Regions from separate parts of the Homo sapiens genome. Here region 1 is linked to region 2. A link is an interaction called in ENCODE POLR2A ChIA-PET data of the cell type or tissue named here. Cell type or tissue: MCF 10A. All regions are shown on one strand. Links, peaks and the distances in the headings refer to the core of each region. The heading gives the core; the rest is flanking DNA. Region 1 overlaps LOC105372896 (a long non-coding RNA gene). Region 2 has its middle 55 kb from the start of MIR205.

What was found. Peaks named below come from ENCODE experiments on the same cell type or tissue, not always from the same donor. Only the 100,000 strongest peaks of a DNase experiment are listed, where the experiment ranks them.
Region 1: POLR2A ChIA-PET joins it to region 2 with 7 read pairs; 1 of 35 experiments calls an interaction of 5 or more read pairs at or near these places.

Annotation. Positions count from the first base shown.
Region 1 is chr1:209,248,030-209,253,409 of GRCh38, forward strand. All of the region lies in intron 2 of LOC105372896 (a long non-coding RNA gene), which reads right to left. Among named protein-coding and RNA genes, the nearest start is that of LINC01696, 75 kb to the right of the region's middle. In MCF 10A, for the core only: a CTCF peak has its summit at 832 (motif pointing left); a DNase peak (open chromatin) is centred at 822.
Region 2 is chr1:209,484,387-209,489,766 of GRCh38, forward strand. No RefSeq gene overlaps it. Among named protein-coding and RNA genes, the nearest start is that of MIR205, 55 kb to the left of the region's middle. In MCF 10A, for the core only: no CTCF peak of the experiment used is centred there; DNase peaks (open chromatin) are centred at 995 and 2,675.

The DNA.
Region 1 (5,380 bases), core at 249-5,248, 240 kb before region 2:
TAATCTCTTTCAGAAACACCTTTACAGACACACTCATAATAATATGTGACCAGGTGTCTAGGCACCCCACAGTCCAGTCAAGTGGACAGATGAAATTAACCATCATATCCATATTGTTCCCTAGAGCTACTTTGATGGATAGGGGCTATGAATTTGTTTGTTCGGATTTTTTTTTTTTTTGGTCTCTTCTCTCTGAATTCCTCTTCTTAGAAAGAAAAGTCACCATGAGCAGACAGAGAAGAAACTCATGCCACCTTCATTTGGCGACCAGTTCCCAGAAGTCGTCTGGCAGAGACCATGTGATCTTCTTTCAGGGCTGTGCCAGGGAGACCCCTCTACTGGATGGGAGCCTAGGCTACAGGGTCAAGAATTGTCCAACTCTGAGAGTCTGTGTACCTTGATAAATTTGCTCTTTCTGTGTCCTTTTCTTCTTATTTTATGTGAAGGAAGCTTCAGAGCTCAGTGATGGTGAGGCATTTGTTTTGGCTATTCAACTTCTTCCCCAAACTGGAAGGGTATTTTTTAAGGGTGTAGTAAAGTGCAGTCTAAGAATACAGCCTTTGTCATTAGTCAGAACCGAAGCTAAATTTCAGCTCTGCCAACTGCTAGGTATGTGAGTGAGTTCCTTAATCTCTGTAATACTCACAGGATTGTTGCAGATCGAAGTGTTAATGTATAAGAAGCAAGCACTTATGATGGTGCCTGCCAGGTGGTTAGCATCAAATAAGTCTTCACTGGTACTGTTATAACAGAAGGCAGGCTCATTTCACCTGTATCAGTCACTGCCTACAGCCAATAATCAGGCCAAGAGGTCCTTTGTTGCCACCTAGTGGCCATTAATTGCACTACACCACATAGCTAAACCTAACTAAATGCAAATACAAATGCAACTTAGGTGTCTAAATGAAAGAAAAGGCAGGGTAAGATTACGTACGAGTGAAACTACCACCTTCACCCTAGGAAGCTTGATTTTTAGCCTTCTGCTGCTTGGTGACAGGAGCTGCCTCCTCAAGAAAGCACTGATGCATGCACAACGAGATGAAGAACATTTTTTGTTATAAATTGGAAAGTTTATTTTATTATTTTTTTAGAATCTATTTACAAGATTAGTAAAATGTATGGAAAGGTGGGTAGAGAGATAAGCATGTGTTCGGATTAAATAGACCACAGGCCAATGCAGCATGGAAGAAAAGACTTCAGTGACGGATTGTCTGGAGCCCACACAGGGGTTTTCAATAAAATCCAGGCCAAAGTGCCTTGGGCACACTGTGTTGAAGGTTTTAGCAAACTCGAGCAGAGAGCAAGCTTCCAACTCACCTCACTTCCTTCCTCCCTTGCTCCCAAGCTCCACAGAGACATCGTTTAGGGAGAAAATAGTTAGGTAGTCTCCTTCCATTTCTCCAAATGTCAAAGTGAAGTCCAACAGAAAGCAATTAACAGATGTCTGCCCAGCAGAGAGTGTGGGAGTACCAGTCAGCAATGAGCACAAGGCATATCTTAGCATATCACAGGGTGGCCCCATTTACTCCCCATTAACCAGCTAAAAATAGCCTCTCTACTTCCTCAGCTTTCTGTCTTTATTAGAATCAGTCCCAACAGTTTAGCTCTTTCCCCCTGAAAGCTTCCTTAAACAAGTGGCAAGTGAGAGAACTAAATGTGGACTCCGCTCAGGTGCAAATTTCCCCAGGGAATTTCTAGCCCCTCCCTGCAGGTAACCCACCACCAACTATTCCTAAAATCTTACCCCAGGCCCCACTCAGCCAGCCCCCATACCAGAGGCAGGATAATAACCAAACTGTCCCTGGAGAGGGACCAGAGTTGGTTGTCGGGGAGAGATTATATGTGGTTAGATAGCAAGATCTTATTTGTGACATTAAATGAGCAAACCATAAAGCATCTAAAATGATTAATTTCTCACTGGCGCTGTCAGTGAGCTGTCATCAACTGACAGTTATGTCATAAGTGTCATTTTTAATGTCACAAGTCTATTCCCCATCAATGTCATTAAACAATTATGTTTGGTTTATAAAAAGAAAGGGGGAGGGAGGGGGGATGCGTGGAAAGCCATATGTAATGCTTAAGCAATTATATACTTTGCTGTTCCTGGATGGCAGTCCCCGCCAACAATTAAATCTTACTTGATTTGTTCATTTAGGAGGCAAATTATCAATTATTTGGAGGCGTCAGCCTGGGTAATTTTTTCCTCTCCACTGGCAGCAGCCACGGTGCCCTGCCAGGATTGATATCAACAGGATGGAGACAGAGCTTTGATAATGAGCCCTCTCAGAGCCTGAGACTGCAGCTCTGCTCTCTCTTTTTTTGTGCTAGGACTGTTGTGTTTTCTTTGTCAGTGTTTGGCATATGGGTGAGACGGCTAATTTTGCGAGCTGTTTAAATGGAGATAGATCTTCTAATAAGTATGCTTCCTCCTCCTTCCTTTTAAACATTTTGGTAAATATAACCTGTTAGGCAGCTCCTCACTTCTTCTCTTCTACCTTGGTTTTTCTTCATGCTAGTTATGCCGGGGCCACATTGCTCAACTCCCACTCCTGCCCCAGGTATCTGCTACGCATCTGTTTCAATGGATATGTTCACCAGAACAGCAATACCAATGACCCTTTCTGATTACTCTGTAGCATCAATGGAGAAACAGATGTATGTGGTGGGGAGGAGTCTAGCCTGGGTGAAGATTTAAGACCAGACTTTGTGAGAATGAAAAAGTGAAAGGCAGGAGGACACTCTTGCATTCTACAAAGGGATCCCTTTCTGCACTAGGGTTTCTGGGGTCAGGCCTAGAAAGAGTAGGTTTCTTTCTAAAGCGTTAAGGAGCAGGCCAGGGAGGGCCTGAAACATTTATTAAAAAAGAGACCCTTATATAGAATGCCGTCTGGGCAATTGTCATTTACACCTTGAGTCCTCATATAGATCTGACCCTTTCCTGGTGGATTCCAGAAACCGGTACATAACTGTACTTGGTTCAGTTTTATGACTTTGGCTTCTTGTTGGCATCTGGGGTGGACATCTGTTGTTTTTGCCTGCCAGCATCTTTGCTCTTCTGTAAAGAAGACTCCTGATTTTCCTGGCGGAATCATTTCTTGCTTACTCTCAGACCATGTACTTTGGGTGTGGTTGGCCCCACTCCAGGCTTCAGGGGTGAACAACTGGCTAAGGCATGATCCATAAAGACATCCTATTCCCCTGGCCACAGTAATTAGTTCAGAGAAGGAACATGGCTCAAATTGATCCAATGGGAGCCCACCTGGAACTTTTCCTGGTACTAGTGAGATGGAGTTTGAGTCTGGAAATGCTGGGGGCTCTCTTGCCACTACAAGCAAAAGTGTGTCTGAAACTGAAGCTAATACAGAGAAGAGCAAAGATGTGTCATTCCAGGTGGCATTGGAACACCAGGTGGCATTGGAGCCTCCAGTGTGCCTGCAGTCAGTGTAATCCTGGGCTTTTTAATGAGATCAACCAATAAACTTCCTTTTCACTTAAGCTTGGTCAAGATAGGTTTCTACCCCTTGTAATCAGGAAAATCCTGACTAATTCAGATTTTCCTTCATTCTCAGTTCTCCGGTTCTTCCTTCTTGCATTTATGGCCAGTTTGTCTGCGAATGTCTGTCTCTATTATTACTCATATAATGGCTTCCATTTTGTTTTATTGTTGTAGCTTCATTTTGGTTGGATAGATTGTCCAAACTCTCTCCCCACCTCCATCTATTGACCTAATGGTGGTGGAGGGTTCTGGATGGGGAATTACCAGCCTGCTAGCTTTTTGAAATCGTATCCTGGCGTTTAGAAGCTTTTTGCACTGGCTGGCTGGATTGAAACCAACTCTTTGAATTTAACACTGAATGTGGCTAAGACACATGTAAATATTACTCAAGAGTCCCTTACAATCTTAGCAATAATTAAATGAAGAAAGATGAAAGGGAGGAAAGAAGGAAGAAGAGGAATGGCAGAGTAGGGCACAGACCCCCATCTCTTGCCCCCATATCCCATGTAAACACAGTGTCGTGATGTCACACTGCCATTTCCTGAGGCCACAAATGCGTAAGACCTTTTAAGCCACTGGGCTATGCACAGTGTGGGAACCTGGCCAATGCTTCCATCTTAAGCATTATCCAGCTTGCAGTGGCCATGCCTCAAGTTCTCACTCTTATTTTTTCAAATATTCTTTCCCTGCTTAGCCCCATCCATTGAATAACAGTTTCTCTCCATCCCCAACTTCTCCAATTCTCTGGCTATGTCACATCACATCACCTCCTTCCTACCATTGTCCCATACTCTCTGCCTCAAGCTCCAGGGAGTCTCCAGTCCTTAGGGACATTATTTATAAAACCACTCATTTACACTTAACATACAGAGGCTTACTGGTATCCACTTTAAGGTGAAGTGGAAAGATAGCCACTTAGAAATGAAGAGGGTGGTTTATTGCACCTGGCATAGCATTTGGATGTGGTCTACTCACTGCCAAAGAGAAACCTGGCAAAAAGTGGAAAATTGAATCCTGTTTTGTTCACACACCACTCATGCCAAAGATGTTCCGCTGAATTGACAGGCTTTCCGACTCAATCGATTGGCTCTTTTTGTCATCTGGTAGACTCAGAAACAGTTCTCCCTTGAGCTCTTTAGTTTGCAAAAGATAAATACACACTGACTTGAAAGAACAATGGAGTAGAATAAACATGTGTGTCCTCTAGCTGCATTTTGCAAGCAGAATAGGAGAAAGAAAAGAAGAGAGAAAAAAATGGGTAGGGTGGCAGAAAGAGCTGGGGGCTGGAGGGGGAGATGGAGAGAAAGAGAGAGAGAGAATGACACCTGATGGCAAATCTGCCTAGACCGCCCCAGCTGTGCTATGCTGGAAGTGTAGGTTTGCCCTACCCCAGCAGCTGTAGCTAGGGCCCAGGTGTTTCTGGAACATTGACGTGATTCTGTGGTTGATATCAGAACTAATGCCAGGGGAAAAAAAATCTAAATTACATTTAAAAGGAATCCACCTTTTTATCTTTTAACCTTAGGCCTTCCCCAGCCATGCAGAAAAATCAATCTTGGCTAATCCACTGACCAAGAAAAAGGGAAAAGAACAGAAGAAAACGTTGCTTTAAACAGCTACTTGATGTTTAAAGAGTTATCAGAGGGAAGGTGATCCGAGAGCTCACCAGCAGAAACAAAGGCTCAAAGGGCTGAATCGAGCGGCTTCTTATCCATATCCTCTGGCTGCTCAATAGCTGGGGAGTCAAGGATAGACTTACCTCACATCTTACCTTATAGATCTTTGTTGTTGTGGTGGATTTGTTTTTTTTGTTTTTTCAGCAATATCTTCATATATGTACTCTTTTTTTTTATTGTACTTTAAGTTCTAAGGTACATGTGCACA
Region 2 (5,380 bases), core at 118-5,117:
CATTTTCTTTTCATCTGTTCCCTGTGGTTTGAATAACCCTGTACAAGCCTTGTGTGTGAGAGAGAGTCTGAATTTTATCATCTTTATGATGGAACATCACACCTCTCCCCATAAGAATTGAATTATTGCCAAGAGATTCTCAGTCTATCTTCCCTTCTGAAGGCCTCAATGTGCTGAATGGTGAGAGAATTTGTTTACCAAAGTAAACAAAGCTGAAAGTCCATTTCAGGCAGACAAAAATCACCAGCTGGGGGCATATCTCTGTGGCTCATTCTGAATCCCAGCTGTCTGCATGCCTTCTGAATGTGACCTGAACCCTTTAAAATGATCCCCACCCTATCCCTGCTCTCCTGTCTCTTATCAGTATGGCTAACAGGGCACACTGTAATCTTCTCTCTTATGTTTCTCAAAAATGTGGCCTGAGTACCAACAGCATCTCTAGCCACTGGATACTTGTTTAATGCAGAATCACAGGCCCTAACCTACACCTCCTGAATCAGAATCCAAATTTTAACACAATTCCCAGATGCTTTAATGTGCATTAAAATTTGGGGCACATTGGCTTTGAATATAAGCTGATTTCTACCCAGCTTCTTCTACCAAACTGCACACAATCTTTTGTTCTAAAAATAAGCACCTACTATGTGCTGACACCCTGCTAGGTGCAGGAGTTACACTGTTGAACCCTCAGAATGACAAGAAAAACATCTGTCTGAAATCTTTTTGGAATGAAGTAAGTTATACAGTAATAAGAAGTGGCAGCGACTGGCCCAGAGACAAGTCCACACAGTAGAACATGAGAACTGCTCTGACATAGATGACAAAAGGGGCTGTGGGAACAAGGAAGGAGTTAAGTTGGCATAAGCAGTTTAATAAGACTCCACAAAGGAGGCAATGCTTGGGCTTAACATGGAAGGATGAGTAAGGGCGGAGTGGGTGGAACAGCAAGAGGATAAAATTGCTGGCCAAGGGATAGGAATGATGGATGTCAAAGCAAGAGGAGGCCTGTTCTGCTCTTGGCTGGAGGCCCAAGCTCTGCGCTCATCATGGGAAAGCTCTCTGCCACTTGGGGCTCTGCCAACAATCACTATGAGGCCTTGGGCAAATCTCTGCTCCCCTCTGGGCCTTATGTTCATCTAAAACTTACAGGTTGGACCAGCACTTGGAGATTTTCAAATGTAGAGTTCCTTCAAGAACTTCAGCAATGGCTAAAAAAAAAAAATGGAAAGAGGCAGGACTCTGGGCCTGGCCATTAGAACATCTGCCAAGTTGTATTCATTTTCCATGTGGGGTAACTGCTTAGCTTTAAGGGGGTGGAGGGGAATGTGGCGTGAGATTGCACATCTTTATGTCAGAGATCAGAATATGCCACCCCAAAATATGATGTTGGAGGGGTGCAGGACAAGCCACCCCAAATTATGTCGCTTTAGTATTTTGATTATTTTGAGCTAAAAACACTTGAAAAATAGCAGATGCAGGGAGAGGCTTTCACTGAAGTCTCCTTATCTGCCTGAAGACAGATCCTTCAAAAAGAATTCAATTGGCATAAATCCCTTTGCTGGGAGTTTCATCAACCAGGGAAGGTTGGCTCTTATCACAGGAGAGGAGGCTATAGACGATCCTTGACTTAGGATGGTTTGATTTATGATTTCTCGACTTTAGGGTGATGCAAAGGTGATATAGGCATTCAGTAGTATTTTGAGTACCCATACAACCATTCTGTGCTTTCACTTTCAGTATGGTATTTAGCAAATTACATGAGATACTCAACACTTTATTATAAAACAGGCTTTGTATTAGATGATTTGACCCAACTGTAGGCTAATGTAAGCTGAGCGCATGTAATGCAGGCTAGGCTAAGCTATGATGTTCAGTAGCTTCAGTAGGTTAGGCAAACTGAACGCATTTTCAACTTATGATACATTTATCAGGATGTAACCCCATCTTAAGTCAAAGAGCATCTGTAGAAGTTGACACTAAACCCAGACAAACTTTGTCACAAAATATCATATCCTATTTATTCTTTTAAAAGCCCATTCATCTTTTATAAAAATCACTTACTTTCCCTCAGGTGGCCTACATCCCTCTCCCCCTCCCCTATTAAGATGGATATACAGCTTTTTAAATATCACCACTTTTGGGGGTATTTGCTTTTCCCCCCAGGATGCCCCTGTGCATCTAACATTAAACATTAATACATTTGTATGCCTATTCTTCTGTTAATATGCCTGTTGTCAGTTTACTTCATAGACCTAGCTATTGAACCTAAAGGATAAAGGAAAAGTCTTTCTTCCCTACACTTTCAAAGTGTGAAAACAACTGAAGGGGGTGACTTCTGAGACCTCAAGCCAGTGCTAATACTTAATGCTTATCCAGTTCTGCAATAAGTCTCCAGGTTGTCACGCAAATCAGACTTTCAGCTCTATGGTCACAGGCCTCCTCTCACTGTGTGTCTTATAGCTATAATTTCTATATCTTTTAAAGAGCAGAATCCCTTTCCTAAATGATATTACACAGGAAATCCACAATATGAATAACTGATCAAGTGAATACACAGATTTCTAGATAGGATAAATCTTCATTATTTGGCAATACTTTATGTGGAGTCTGCTTGTCCCTGTCACCACCATCCCCAGCCCTTCTGTAGATTCCCAGGGTTGAGAGTGAAAATGACTCAGAGGAAGTGGTTCAAGCTGAGATGAAGTGTGCAGTAAGTCCTGGAGCTATGGAAGCAAAGAGCTTCCCTAGAGGAAGGTGTAGTGGGACCTAGGAGCAGTGGCTTGAAAAGATTTGGGGAATGGAAAAAGGGAAAAGGACAGGACCAGATGAAAGAAGACAAACAAACAGGAAGACAAGAACAGAATGAAAGCTTCCTCAAAGGCCAATTAAGTGATCCGAAGGAAGGCTATATGAAGCCTTAGCAACTGCTGCATACACAGCCACCTTTTAAAGAAAGTGGCCCCTATCCATCCTTTTCCACTTGCTGACTATTATAGGCTGAATTATGCCCCCTAATAAGATATGTTGAAGCTCTGACTCATAGCACCTCAGAATATGACATTATTTGAAACTAGGGTCATTGTGGATGTAATTAGTTAAAATGAGGTCATCCCAGAGTAAGATGGGCCCTTAATTCATTATGACAGATATCCTTCAAAGACAGAAGAGTCTCAGAGACCCATAGGGAGAATGCCATGTGGTGACAGAGGTAGAGATTGACATGCTGCTGCTGTAACACCAAAGATCACTGGCCACCACCAGAAGCCAGGAAGAGACAAGGGAAATGTCTGTCCAGAGTCTCAGAGGAAGCAGGGCCATACTGACACCCAATTTTGGACTTAAAGCTTCCAGAACTGTGAGAAAATACATTTCTGTTGTTTTAAGCAGCCCAGTTGGTGGTACTTTGTTATGACAGCCCTAGGAAGTCAATTCATTTGCTGTGGCACAAGCAGTAGTAGGTTTTGCTAGAGAGATCATCCCTGCTACTCAGCAGATCAGTTGGGCATGGACGCAGACAAAGACAACTGGGTGCCTCTGAGCCAGCCTGTCACTCTTTGTCCAGTTGGGACATTTCCACAGAGTGGAGGCAAAGCAATCCAATGATTCCCTGGCTGTGGAGCCACATAAATGCAGATAAAGAGAGGAAAAGAGAGAGAGAGAGAGAAGGAAAGAATGAGAAAGAGTGCAGATTAAGATCCAGCTCAACCCTTGTCATGATTTGCCAAACAGAATCCAATCCTAGTCAAATCTTCAGCTAGAAGGAGGAGGTATCCACTACAGAGAAGGGATCTTTGGCGTAACAGAGGGATATTCCCCAGAATTCCCCAGAAGGGAATATGATGTGGGCAGGCACTGCAAAACAGACCTGCTGCAGGGGTGAAACATTGCCCTTATAATAACTGCAAAGCCTGAGCTTGCAGGCAAGAAGAAAAGAAAGGGAAGCAAATGTATATAAAGAAGTGTGGAGGAACAGAGGGATGTAGAATGCCCAACCATCCCAGATTGCCTTGCACTGAGGGGGTTCCCGGGACATAAGACTTTCAGGTTTAATACTGGGACAACCCTGAATAAACGAGGATGAATTGGCCAGCCAAAGACAGTAAAAGAGTAAAGTGGAAGAAGCAAGTTTTGCATGGTGAAATATATTGTCAGCACCCAGAACATGTTTACAGAAGTGACCTAAGCCAATACAGATCAATCTAGACCAGGAGAGCCCATGGTCCCACTGCAACCTGGCTAGATGGGCCTGTCAGTGGATTCAGGGGAACTTGCACTGAGGATTCACTCAGAACCTCTATGCTGACCAAGGGCCCTTGGGATGGCAATGGTAGGTGACATGAGGATCAGATCCCTTTCTGCAGTCTGGAAGGCTTGCCCTGTCCAGCAATCCTCTCTAAGGGGATGAGCTCTTCACACTGAACTGGAGGATTTACCTTCTTGTCCAGTGGGGTTGGCCTGCCATATTCCTCAGCCCTACAGGGAACCCTGTAAGTAATGAGTCCAAGGCCCTGTCTACAGAGATACTTTTTTATATCTCCTTGTCTTTTACCCCACACCTGCCACAAATTTTATATGAAATATTCCCAAGGATGCATGAAAAATGTCATTCACCAACTTATCCCCACCAGGTGGGAGAAGGCCTCCTGTTTATGTTTCCATGTCCTTCCAGGCATATGCCCATCATAGCACTTTCAGAGTATATTAGGGTCATTGATTTTATTTTTCACCTTCTCAGCTTGTGATCAATTTCCTTCATAGTAGAGCCCATACCTTGCTCATCTTTGAAATCCTAGAGCCCAGGAAAACACCTGGTATGTAGGAGTTTCTCATGCACTGTCTGGCAAGTAAACTAATTAATTAATTAGTTCATGTTGATCAAGATGATCCTTCTCTTTGTGTCAAGTGTCTAACACTTGCTAGATCTAAGACCCAGCACTTTCTTGGTTTTTAATATATCAGTCATTAAGCCATCTGCATGCAGATGAGAGGTAGAAAACACTTCAGAGCCCTGCAGCCTCAGAGGGTCACCTGAGTGAGCAGTCAATGCGGCCAGCTCTAAAGGGCTTATGTCAAGGCAGTCACAAGGGCTTGGGAAGGAGATGCAGACACCTGTGCCCATTACAATTATCCTACTTCTACTCTCACCTGTTACTGCGGTTCTAAACAAAGAGAATAAAATAAAATAAAACTGAGTCAAGGAAAAGACCAGCTGCTGAGCTCCAGACAGAAGCTCAATAAAAGATAAACAGAATGGTATAAATTGGCTAAGAGAACATTGGCTGGAATACTCTATGACATTAATTCTATCTTATTAAGAAGGCCCTTGATGATGAGGTGGTAGACCTGGGTCTGATCTCCATTCCACTACTATATATCTCCA